2 separate regions of the Homo sapiens genome follow, and region 1 is linked to region 2. Evidence: chromatin loops called from intact Hi-C (ENCODE). Cell type or tissue: tibial artery. All regions are shown on one strand. Links, peaks and the distances in the headings refer to the core of each region. The heading gives the core; the rest is flanking DNA.

Region 1 (5,379 bases), core at 309-5,308, 390 kb before region 2:
TTCCCCACGACCTCCCCAGCTGCTTGCTGGACGCTGCTGGAGAAACAGCACATCCCAAGATCATCATGGCCCCAGCATCCTCTTGAACTTAGTAACAGTTGGCCTGACAGATGAAGCGGATATCATCCCTGCCTTAGAAGTTCTCTAGCCCCTTTCTTAGAGATAAGCTGCTATTTCATTCCTAAAAGAAGTCATGGCTGTTCAGGTGAGAAGAACGGTTTAGTCAGCATCTATGCAACACTGTAGAGATGCTTAGTGAGAGGTGTTGCAGGAGAGTGGCAGACCGCAGGGCCCGAGGTAAGGTTTCTTGTCCATCTCTGGAATTTTGGCTTTTTGCACCCTGTAAAGTCACGTCCCCTTTTTTTCTGGTGCTTTGGTGGTGACGTAGGGAGAGGTGAGGATGAGAAGAGGAGCCATGTCCTATGGATTCCCAGATCCAGACTCCTCTTCCCTGGGAAAGCTGGATTGGAGCTGGCCCCTCCTTCTGTGCCTTCAGGGGCTGTGGAGGAGGAGGCCCCTGCAGGGAGCTGCCTGGGGCGAGCGCTGGGGGCTTTTCCTGCAGTGCATTAGCAGCATGTCATAATGGAAAGTGGCTGGATTTCTTTCCAGTTGTAATCAATGGTTAAGATTTAACCTAGCAACATTGTAGGGGTACACAGCCAAATGATTCAGGAAAAAAGATGCAGGTTGAGTCTGGAGGAATCCCTGTGCCAGCTTCCTCATGCTCCCTCCCTCTCTCAGAAATCACATGGAACCCATTCTCCCCTCAGCAGTGAAAATGCATTCAGCCTGTGTGCAGTGTTTCTGCCCAGGGAAGCCCAGTAGGGCCTCCATGCCCGGGGTGTTTACTGGGATCTGGTTATGTAGACACCACCTGCCTAGCACGCACCAAAATTCCAGACTTTCAGGAAAACAGGTGCCTGTGCCACATTATTTGCACGGAGAGACTGTGTCCAGTGAACGGTTCTGATCAGTAAACTGTTGACTAGGAACATCCCGAGAGCCAAGTTCCCAGATGCCAGCCAAGGGCCATCTGACCTGTTTTGAATCTCAATTTCCTGATACAGAAAACAAAGGTAGGGCATAATTGATTTTTACAGACGTGACCCCATGATCCTGCTCTCTAGTCCCCAGATTTTTCCAGGGCTTTTGTCAGAGGTGTTTCCCCTTTGATTCCCCTTGGTGGTTAGGTTTTATGGGATTTTACAGGACAGATGGCAGCTGCAGGAGTCTTGTACTGTCCCTGACTTGGGTCATCCCACAGGCCCTGGCACCATCCTCCTGCCCTTCCTGGCTCTCCTGTCTGTTTCTGCTCCTGCATCCGAAAGTGATCATAGGCTGCCTGTGCCTAGGTCATTGATAGTGCAGGGAGAGGAACGCTGAAAGAGGTTGTCCCCGTGTTTGGAGGGTCCACCCTATCCCATCCGAACCCTGAAGCTTTCACACAACTCCTGTTGCTCTCCTGCCAGCCCTTGAGGAGTCCGGCGCTTGCTTGGCTGCCACATGAAAGTCAGTGCGGGGGGGCATCATGCTTAAGTCTTTCTCAGCTTGACCTCTCTTTGCAGAAACCAGGCTCTGTGTTCTGAGGGGTAGATCAGGAAGGGAATGTGATATGTAATGAGTCATGGTGTGTCGCAGTGGATAGCACAGTTTCGAATAAGTGCAATATTGGCATATAAACATGAGGGAGACTTTGAGGTTGGGGTGAGCAGGGCTGACCCCGTGTGTGTGTGTGTGTGTGTGTGTGTGTGTGTGTGTGTATGTGTAACTTGGGGACAGGATAGGGTAGCATCTTTACATCTTTACATGTCATTGGCCTGGAATAGGGGGTCCTGAAGGGTTTGTCGTAAGAAAGAGAAAGTGCTCATTGCTGCAAGGGGAGCACAGCCGGGTTCTGAGAGGCAAAACACTTCCCTCACTTCCCACCCAAGAGTTTCGCCTGTTCTCTCGACCCTCTGAGGTGTGCATTGGTGTCACTCACTGGCCACCATTCCAGCTCTTAATTCCTCTGCCTTTTGTGCTGGCCTTTGGGGCTCCCCTGAGGATGACTGGTTCTCAGGTTGCCCCTGGAGGAATGGGTGGAGTTGTAAGATCAGGAATAAAGCTAGAGAGGGAGGACCAAGGGGAAGTCACTGATGCAGCCGCCGTCTAGCCCATCCCACCCCGATTGAGAGGTCGCTTTTTCCTGTTGAACATGTTGGATAGTGGAATGTGTTATAAGAAGTGATATGTGTGGCTTCTTGTCATTGCAGGATTGTCAGCTGACCTCTGTCCTGTGTGCCCAGTGGCCCCAGGTGACGTGTCTTCAAGAAGAGGCTGAGCTGCGGTGCTTGTAAGGTATGAATCCTGGGTGCTTCTCTAGAGAATGCACTGGTGTTCAGGCCGCAAGGACGAAGGCTTTGAGGTCACTAGAGGGGAGGCAGAGGCTGCTTCCCATTGCTTGCTCTTCCACTGAGGCCCACAGGGACATGTGACACCCTCTTTTCCTCGAACTCTGCGACTCCACTGTGTGAATCACGGTGGGGCTTACAGAGCTCCCCTTGGGCTCTGAGTCATCCTAGTGTGGATTGGCATAGTTTGTTGAAGTGGGAGGAGTACTGCATTTTGGAGGCAGGCAATTAGCTAGTGGTTTTCTCTGGACTTGGTGGCGATCCTTGTTATGAAGTGATTTATGGATTTTTTTTTTTTTTTTTTTTTTTTGAGGCAGGGTCTCATTCTGTCACCCAGGCTGGAGTGCAGTGGTGCAATGATGGCTCACTGCAGCCTCGACCTGGGCTCAAGTGATCCTCCACCTCAGCTTCCTGAGTAGCTGGGACCACAGGTACGTGCTGCTGCACCCAGCTAATTTTTAGAAATTTTTTGTAGAGGCGGAGTCTCACCATGTTGCTTGGGCTCGTTTTGAATTCCTGGGCTCAAGCAATCCTTCCACCTTGGCTTCCCAAAGTGCTGGGATTATGGATAGTAAGTCCAGGCCTGGCCGACGTGTGGATAGTATCACACAATCCCTGACTTCCTAATCCAGTGAATTCTCAACATTTCACCCAGAGTTGATCTTCCATCTCATTCTCTTATGAGGGAAGCATTTGAGTAGTGGTTCTCAAACTGTGGTCCCAGAACCAGGTACCATCAGTATTACTTGGGAACTTGTAAGAAGTGCAAGTTCTTAGCCCTGTCCCAACCTACTACATCAGAAGTTTTGGATCTGGAGCCAGCAATCTGGCTTAACATGGTCTCCAGGTGATTCGTATTCATGCTAAAGTTTGGGAAATCAAACCATGTTAGAAATCTTTGGGAATCAGAAGCAGCTGCTGCAATTCTAGGCTGCAAATCTGGTCACTGACTTGTTTCCAGGTCTCTTAGTTTGGGCCCTTCCTAAGCTGCTGTCAGTGCCTCCCCTCTCAACTCACTCACTGCCCTATTTTGTCCCTGTATTCGAAAGTGATCGTGGGCTGCCTTTGCCCTGGTCATTGATAGTGCAGGGAGAGGAATCAATGAAAGCGCTTCCCCGTGTTTGAAGGGTCCACTCCTATCCCTTCCAAACTCTGGAGCTTTCGTACATGCCTTTATTCTCACCAGTGATGTTACCTCCTGGTACCTGGTTGTCGTGCCAGACCCCTGTTTACCTCATTAGGGATGGCACCAGGTTCAACAGGCCGGAGAAGAGACCTGGAGCCAGTGAAGGAAACAGGGTTTATCTGGGGAACTTGAGGGCAGTCAGCAGTCTAGTGGTGGGGGGCTGGATGGGGGCACCTCATCCACTTGTAAAATGCATGCAGATTATATAGCACCTTCCCCCAGTAACCTCCACATGGCAACCCTCATTTCCTAAGAAGCTATTGTTACATGCATCTACCATACACTGGTGCTGTATGGTTCATTGAGTGTCCCTTGTGCCTAGCATGGGACTCAGAGGCTCCTGTCAAAGGACAGTGAAGCAGGGACCTGCCACACTGAGTTTATGTCTCTGAGCTAGTTTTGGAGCCACAGTAGTGGTTACCCCTTCCTAGAGCTCCCCCCAGAAGCTCTCTCTGCCTCCCCATCACACTCCTTCCCACCTCTCAGCACTGGTCACACTGTCTGGGAATTGTTGGTTTGCTTCTCCTGCCCACTGTGCTGTGAGCTTCCTCAGGGCAGTGCCTCTGTCTTGTTTCACATGGTGCCTGGTAACTGACATGTAGCACCTGGACAAACAGTAAATGAGAAGACACATTGTTGTAAGGTGACAAGGCTTATCCCATTGAGCAGTGCTGGGGTTAAAAATGTCCTAGAACAAGCCAGCTGTTACAGTCCACCTTCAGTCCTGGCTGTGAGGAGCGTCCATGGTCTACCAGAGGTGGATTTTCCTTCTGGCCTTAGATTAAGGTGGCAAGGGCTAGAGTAGTAATCGGGGGAGACAATATGCTATAGGTATAGTCAGATGTATGAATGCAGCTCTTACACACTAGATGGTAGGTGCGGGGCTCTCCCACCCCACCTGTTCATTACCCATCCCAGGTCTGTGCTGATCACTGCCAGGCATGGCCTGCTCCAAAAGCCTTCTTGCCTTGGCATCCTTTTTTTCTTTTTTTTTTAATTTTTTTTTTTTTGAGACCCAGTCTTGCTCTGTTGCCCAGGCTGGAGTGCAGTGGTGCAAACACGGCTCACTGCAGCCTCTGCCTCCTGGGTTCAGTGATTCTCATGCCTCAGCCTCCGAGTAGCTGGGATTAAAGATGTGCATCACCACGCCCAGCTAATTTTTGTATTTTTAGTAGAGATGGGGTTTCACCATGTTGGCCAGGCTGGTCTCGAAGTCCTGGCCTTATGTGATACAAATAATTGGGACAGCCTCCCAAAGTGCTGGGATTACAAGCGTGAGCCACCACACCCAACCTGTTTTTAAAATGTTTATTGTCTATATTTGAGTTTACAACATGATGTTATAGAATAATGGGACAGATATAGATAGCACAGTGGTTACTATGGTGAAGCCGATGAGCATGTCTGTTATCTCACATAGTCACCGTTTTTAGTGTGTGTGAGGAGCAGCTGAAACCTGCTTCACAGAAATCCCTTATGTTGTGCGTGAGCCCTCTAGACTTACTCATCCTGTATATCTGCTACTTGGTGTCCTTTGGCCTACATCTCCCTATTTCCTTCAGCTCCTGCCCATGGTAATTACCATTTTATTCTCTATCTTTGTATGCTTGACCTTTTTTTTTTTTTTTTAACATTGCACACATAAGTGAGATATGCACTGTTTGTCTGTGTCTAGCTTATTTCATTTAACATAATATCCTCCAGGTCCATCCATGTTGTGGCAAATGACAGGATCTTTCTCTATCTTTTTCTTTTTTTTGGTTGAGACAGGGTCTCCCTCTGTCACCCAGGCTGAAGTTAAGC
Region 2 (5,379 bases), core at 213-5,212:
ATTAAGACAAGTATTATCTACCTGGGGGGTCAAGTAGATATGTTTAAAAAGACCACCTAAGGAATAGGTTTGGGAATACCATTTCGGAAAAAAAAAAAAGAAAAAGAAAAAGAATGGGCCATCTTCATTGCTGTGTTGTTTAAACCAGGGTAATTAATTGATAGTAAAAATTAAGATAATCCAAAGAGAATTCCTAAAGGATAAGCAGTCAGTGTTAATGTTGAAACTAGGGCTTTTATTTATTCTACTGCAAAAATGAGCAACTTCTAACTCACTTTTAATTATCAAATATTTCAGAATGAAAGACTGAGTTGGCCGGACGCAGTGGCTCATGCCTGTAATCTCAGCACTCTGGGAGGACGAGGTGGGTGGATCATTTGAGGTCAGGAGTTTGAGACCAGCCTGGCCAACATGGTGAAACCCTACCTCTACTAAAGATACAAAAATTAGCCGGGTGTGATGGTGGGCACCTGTAGTCCCAGCTACTCAGGAGGCTGAGGCAGGAGAATCGCTTGAACCCAGGAGGTGGAGGTTGCAGTGAGCCGAGATTGCACTACTGTACTCCAGCTTGGGCAATAGAGCAAGACTCTGTCTCAAAAAAAAAAAAAAAAGACTGAGTTAGGTTTCAATTTTAAAATGGTTTCGCCGAGCGTGGTGGCTCATGCCTGTCATCCCAGCACTTTTGGAGGCCGAGATGGACGGATCACCTGAGGTCGGGAGTTTGAGACCAGCCTGACCAACGTGGAGAAACCCCGTCTCTACTAAAAATACAAAATTTGCCTGGCGTGGTGGCACATGCCTGTAATCCCAGTTACTCAGGAGGCTGAGGTGGGAGAATCGCTTGAATCCGGGAGGTAGAGGTTGTGGTGAGCCTAGATCATGCTGTTGCACTCCAGCCTGGGCAACAAGAGCAAAACTCCGTCTCAAAAAAAAAAAAAAGGTTTCTTGTAATTTTGCTCCTAAACTGAGAATTTCTCTGATACTCCAATAACCATAATCAATAATATAGAAGAATCTCTAGGTGCACCAATAGATATTAGCTCAAATACAAGTATACATTAACACTACACTCTTATTGAAAATTTACACACGTGTGAAATCTAGATATGCAAAATTAGGGCTTTCACAAAAACCATAATTCTCTCTTATTTATATGAAATGTGGTTATTCCCTATTACTCTATATGGTATCATATATTAAACCATAAAAACCTCGTGCAATATGTCTGAGTTACAGTTGCTTTGGGGAACATTACTGAATTCCCTGGCTTCTATGCACATAATTTCTCAACTATAAAGTTACATCCCTACAATTTTTGGTTCCAATTTTCTTTTAAAAGAAATAAATAAGAACATAATTAGATGTTTCAAAACACAAAGTTTTCTCCAATGCTAAAGTACCTGAAAAACACAAGCTCTTTATCAACCTTAACACACCTGAGTAACTCTATTTCTCTCTGAAACCAGTTGTTTCTTTTGAAATGTACAAAGCATTGATATGTCTGACATAGCAGGCATAAGATCTGACATTTTAAAATGTAGCTACAGGAGGCTGGGCACAGTGGCTCACGCCTGTAATCCCAGCACTCCGGGAGGCCAAGGCAGGTGGATCACCTGAGGTCACGAGATCAAGGCCATCCTGGCTAACATGGTGAAACCTTGTCTCTACTAAAAATACAAAAAATTAGCCAGGCGTGGTGGCGGGCGCCTGTAGTCCCAGCTACTCAGGAGGCTGAGGCAGGACAATGGGGTGAGCCCAGGAGGCGGAGCTTGCAGTGAGCCGAGATCACACCACTGCACTCCAGTCTGGGTGACAGAGCAAGACTCTGTCTCAAAAAAAAAAAAAAAAAAAAAAAACAAAACAAAAAAAATCAGCCGGGCGTGGTGCCAGGCGCCTGTAAACCCAGCTACTTGGGAGGCTGAGGCAGGCGAATCACTTGAACCTGGGAGGCGGAGGTTGCAGTGAGCCGAGATCGCGCCAACTGCACTCCCACCTGGGTGACAGAGTAAGAGACTCCGTCTCAAAAAAAAAAAAAAAAATGTAGCTACAGGAGAGTAACCCAAGTTAAAAACATGATTTTAATAGCACATTACAGTTTAAACTGATGAAACTGATGTCTTAAATGCTCATAAAATTAAATATGGATACCCTGAATTGTCTTAACCTTCTGGTAATAACCTAGTTTAGATGGCCAACTGATAAGAATACTAGGAACCTGGAGCTTTCTTCAACTTTCTAATTATTATTCAAAAGCAGAACAAAAGTGTCAGTAGTTACAATATCTACTGTTGCTACAAAGGTATGATTATGGCAAAACGTGCTTTTTTGTTAAAGCAAACCTTGCTCTGCAAAGTTGATGTAAGTGAAACTACTACACCTATAATCCCATGCAAGTTAGCAGATTCGAAAGCAAAACAGAACTTCAACAAAGCAAATTTCATTAAGTGAAGCTTTAAAATTCCATACACTTTATGTTGAAAAAAAAAAAACCTAGAATCCATATTGTAAAATGTCAGTGTGGACATTCAAGACCTGATATATACTTCTCAGTAGACAAACAAGGTATCTAAGGGGCTTGAGACCCAAGGTTTTCACTGTTTACAATGCCAATTAATTTTCATCACCCCAGAACTTAACAATGGGGATTTATTTAGGATAAACTGTATCCCTCCATATTCAACATCCTCAACAGTCAACATAAGCACCATGTGTGTCAAGGTGATATGACAAAACCCTAGAGCTCTTGAGCACACACAGTCACAATACACACAACATGCACACCCCTCCATCCCAATCCTGGGGGACAACTCACTTGTTCAGATGTCCTTCCTATACGACAGAAATAGGTCCTTTCACTCACTACCCATGTCCATTCCAAACTGGTCAAACTAGTTGTTGAGTAAAATTTAAACAACTGGTTAATCAAAACTTTTCACTTGTTTGGCTGGTTTTGACATCTACAGAAAGTCTTAAAGTAATTCTGCAATAAAAGCCCATTACCTACATTCAGGCCAAGATACAAAACACCATTAAAAACATTCATTTAGGAGCACTTTACACCAAAACTAGTCCATAAAGAAGGGGAGACGTTCTACTTAGAACAGAGCTCAAATGGGATAAATTAAAAATTATTCCTAGAAAATGGAAAGACAACACATCAGGAATAGAAGTATTTAAGCAAGAAAAAAAGTTAATTTTTATAAATCTCATATATTTTGAAGGCAACTCAGAGACAGTCTGTGAGCATCTCAGCTACGGAAAATGACTTCACCCTAGGTAGAACCTACAGGGCTAATCAATCTGAACATTAGGGCACAGAATCCTTTTCTTTCAGTGTGGGGGCATTTTCAGTTCATGAAATAAGCCTGGATATTCGGAAGCTAGGTATTGATGCTTGGAAGAGCATCTTTTTTTAACTCTGCACTGTCCAGTAAGTTAGCCACTAGCCACGTGTGGCTATTGGAACACCTGAATTGCAGCTGGTAAAAACTGGAAACTAAATTTTCAATTCTATCTACTTAAAACTTTAGTTCCTTAGTCACACATTTTAAGTGCTCCATAGCCACATATACCAAGCGGCTACCTGTTGGATGGCACAGATAGAAAACATTGCTATTATCACAGAAAATTGTATTAGATAGCGCTGTTTATATCCTTTATGCTGCTATCATAGAAAGTTGTATTGGATAGCGCTGTTTAGATCCTTTACTCAACCACGAAAATTCTATCAGAGACCATGATTTAATTCCTATTTTTAAACTATATAACAGGCACCACGCGATATCCTGTGGTGTTGCAAATAAACAAGAAGGTCTAGTTCCTCTCTCAAAACATAATCTAATGACAAAGATGTAACCAGTTCAAATGAACAGCTAGTAGGAACAAATTAAATGCTAAACTGGTATGATGGGGTGGGAGGCACTCATTAATTCTAATAAATGAAAGCACCACAGTTTGATTGCAGTCAGGTGACCACCTTCACTTATTAAATGCATTGAGGCACTGAGTACATGAAAAAGAACACATTTTGGCATCAGGCAGCCCTGGGCTCATGTCCTAGCTGTATGTCTGTGGACAAGGCACTTAATCCCTCTATACCTTTATCATCTCATCTATAAAATGAGGATAATAATGCTAGCCTACTTGCAACATAAGGCTTTACCACGTAAGATTAGGGATAACGGAGCTTCATACACAAATGTACTCTCTAATTTGCTTTTTTTCAGTAACTCAACTAGGGTGAGGCAAGGAATCAAGAAAGTGTCACAAAAGAAGTGACACTTGGCCAGGCGTGGTGGCTCACACCTGTAATACCAGCACTTTGGGAGGCCGAGGCGGGGGCATCACAAGGTCAGGAGATCAAGACCATCCTGGCTAACACAGTGAAACCCCATCTCTACTAAAAATACAAAAAATTAGCTGGGTGTGGTGGCGGGCCCCTGTAGTTCCAGCTACTCGGGAGGCTGAGGCAGGAGAATGGCATGAACCCGGGAGGTGGAGCTTGCAGTGAGCTGAGATCGCACCACTGCACTTCAGCCTGGGTGACAGAGCGAGACCCCCATCTCAAAAAAAAAAAAACAAAAAAAATGACACCTGAGATGGACTTTAACTGCCTCTTGAGGTCCCACCCAATAGAATTCTGTACAGTGGCAATTCACATTTCAGCACACTCTTCAAATAATTTCTGAATGGCACAGTGGGGTACATGAAGAAGGCCCCATAAACTCCAGGCTCTACCTCTTCCCGGAACTGCCCGAAGGGCTGAGGGGATCCCTATCTCAGTACAGTACGCGATATTTGGGGGCAGTCCCTGCTAAAGGGCTAGAACTGGGTCTCCTGAAAAAAATCATGAAGATTTTGGTGTTTGCCAGCCTGTTGTAGTCTGAGCCTGTTCAGTTCGAAAGCCTTGAAAATACCACTTAGCCACTTCAGTTTCCTCACCTGTAGAGCAGGACATCTGTGGTGTCCCCAACTCACAGATAGTATAGAACACTTGTAAAGCCACTTCGCTATAAAGGCCTACCACATATAGGGTGTCTGGAGCAGCTCTGAGCTTCATTTCTTCAGTCTTCCATTATGAAACTCATCCGGGAGTGTAGGTGTCCATCTTTCCCCACCAGACTGTAAGCAACTTGAAGGTAAAGACCATGCCTCACAGTGAGTAATCAAAAGTCTCATCTCACCATAATCTGCTGAATGCCTACACTGTGCCTCACCCCATGCTAAATGTTCATTTGGATTATCCCGTTTACTCCTCACCACGAGATGAGTCTCAGTTTTTCCTCTTCTGCAAAGTTCCTACTTCATAGGGCTCCGAGAATTTTTTTTAATGGCAATGTATGTAAAGATATCAGTACTGCACTTCGCATGTAATAAAGA

What was found. A loop is a pair of places that touch in the nucleus more often than their neighbours do. Peaks named below come from ENCODE experiments on the same cell type or tissue, not always from the same donor. Only the 100,000 strongest peaks of a DNase experiment are listed, where the experiment ranks them.
Region 1: a loop joins it to region 2, with 6 times the contacts of the local background. A loop is called at or near these places in 9 of 110 quality-filtered maps.

What each region holds. Positions count from the first base shown.
Region 1 is chr20:38,423,377-38,428,755 of GRCh38, reverse strand. SNHG17 (small nucleolar RNA host gene 17) reads left to right here. Exons shown (of 8, transcript NR_185934.1): 4 at 2,253-2,337; 5 at 2,704-2,821. It overlaps SNORA71B (small nucleolar RNA, H/ACA box 71B), which reads left to right and starts at 3,426; the gene lies at 3,426-3,561. It overlaps SNORA71A (small nucleolar RNA, H/ACA box 71A), which reads left to right and starts at 1,313; the gene lies at 1,313-1,450. RefSeq lists an enhancer at 2,416-2,715. In tibial artery, for the core only: no CTCF peak of the experiment used is centred there; a DNase peak (open chromatin) is centred at 2,485.
Region 2 is chr20:38,034,968-38,040,346 of GRCh38, reverse strand. All of the region lies in intron 1 of RPRD1B (regulation of nuclear pre-mRNA domain containing 1B), which reads right to left. LOC124904898 (a long non-coding RNA gene) reads right to left here. Exons shown (of 2, transcript XR_007067579.1): 1 at 4,942-5,379; 2 at 2,240-2,888. Among named protein-coding and RNA genes, the nearest start is that of RPRD1B, 3.9 kb to the right of the region's middle. In tibial artery, for the core only: no CTCF peak of the experiment used is centred there; no DNase peak of the experiment used is centred there; H3K4me3 peaks cover 227 bases; H3K27ac peaks cover 75 bases.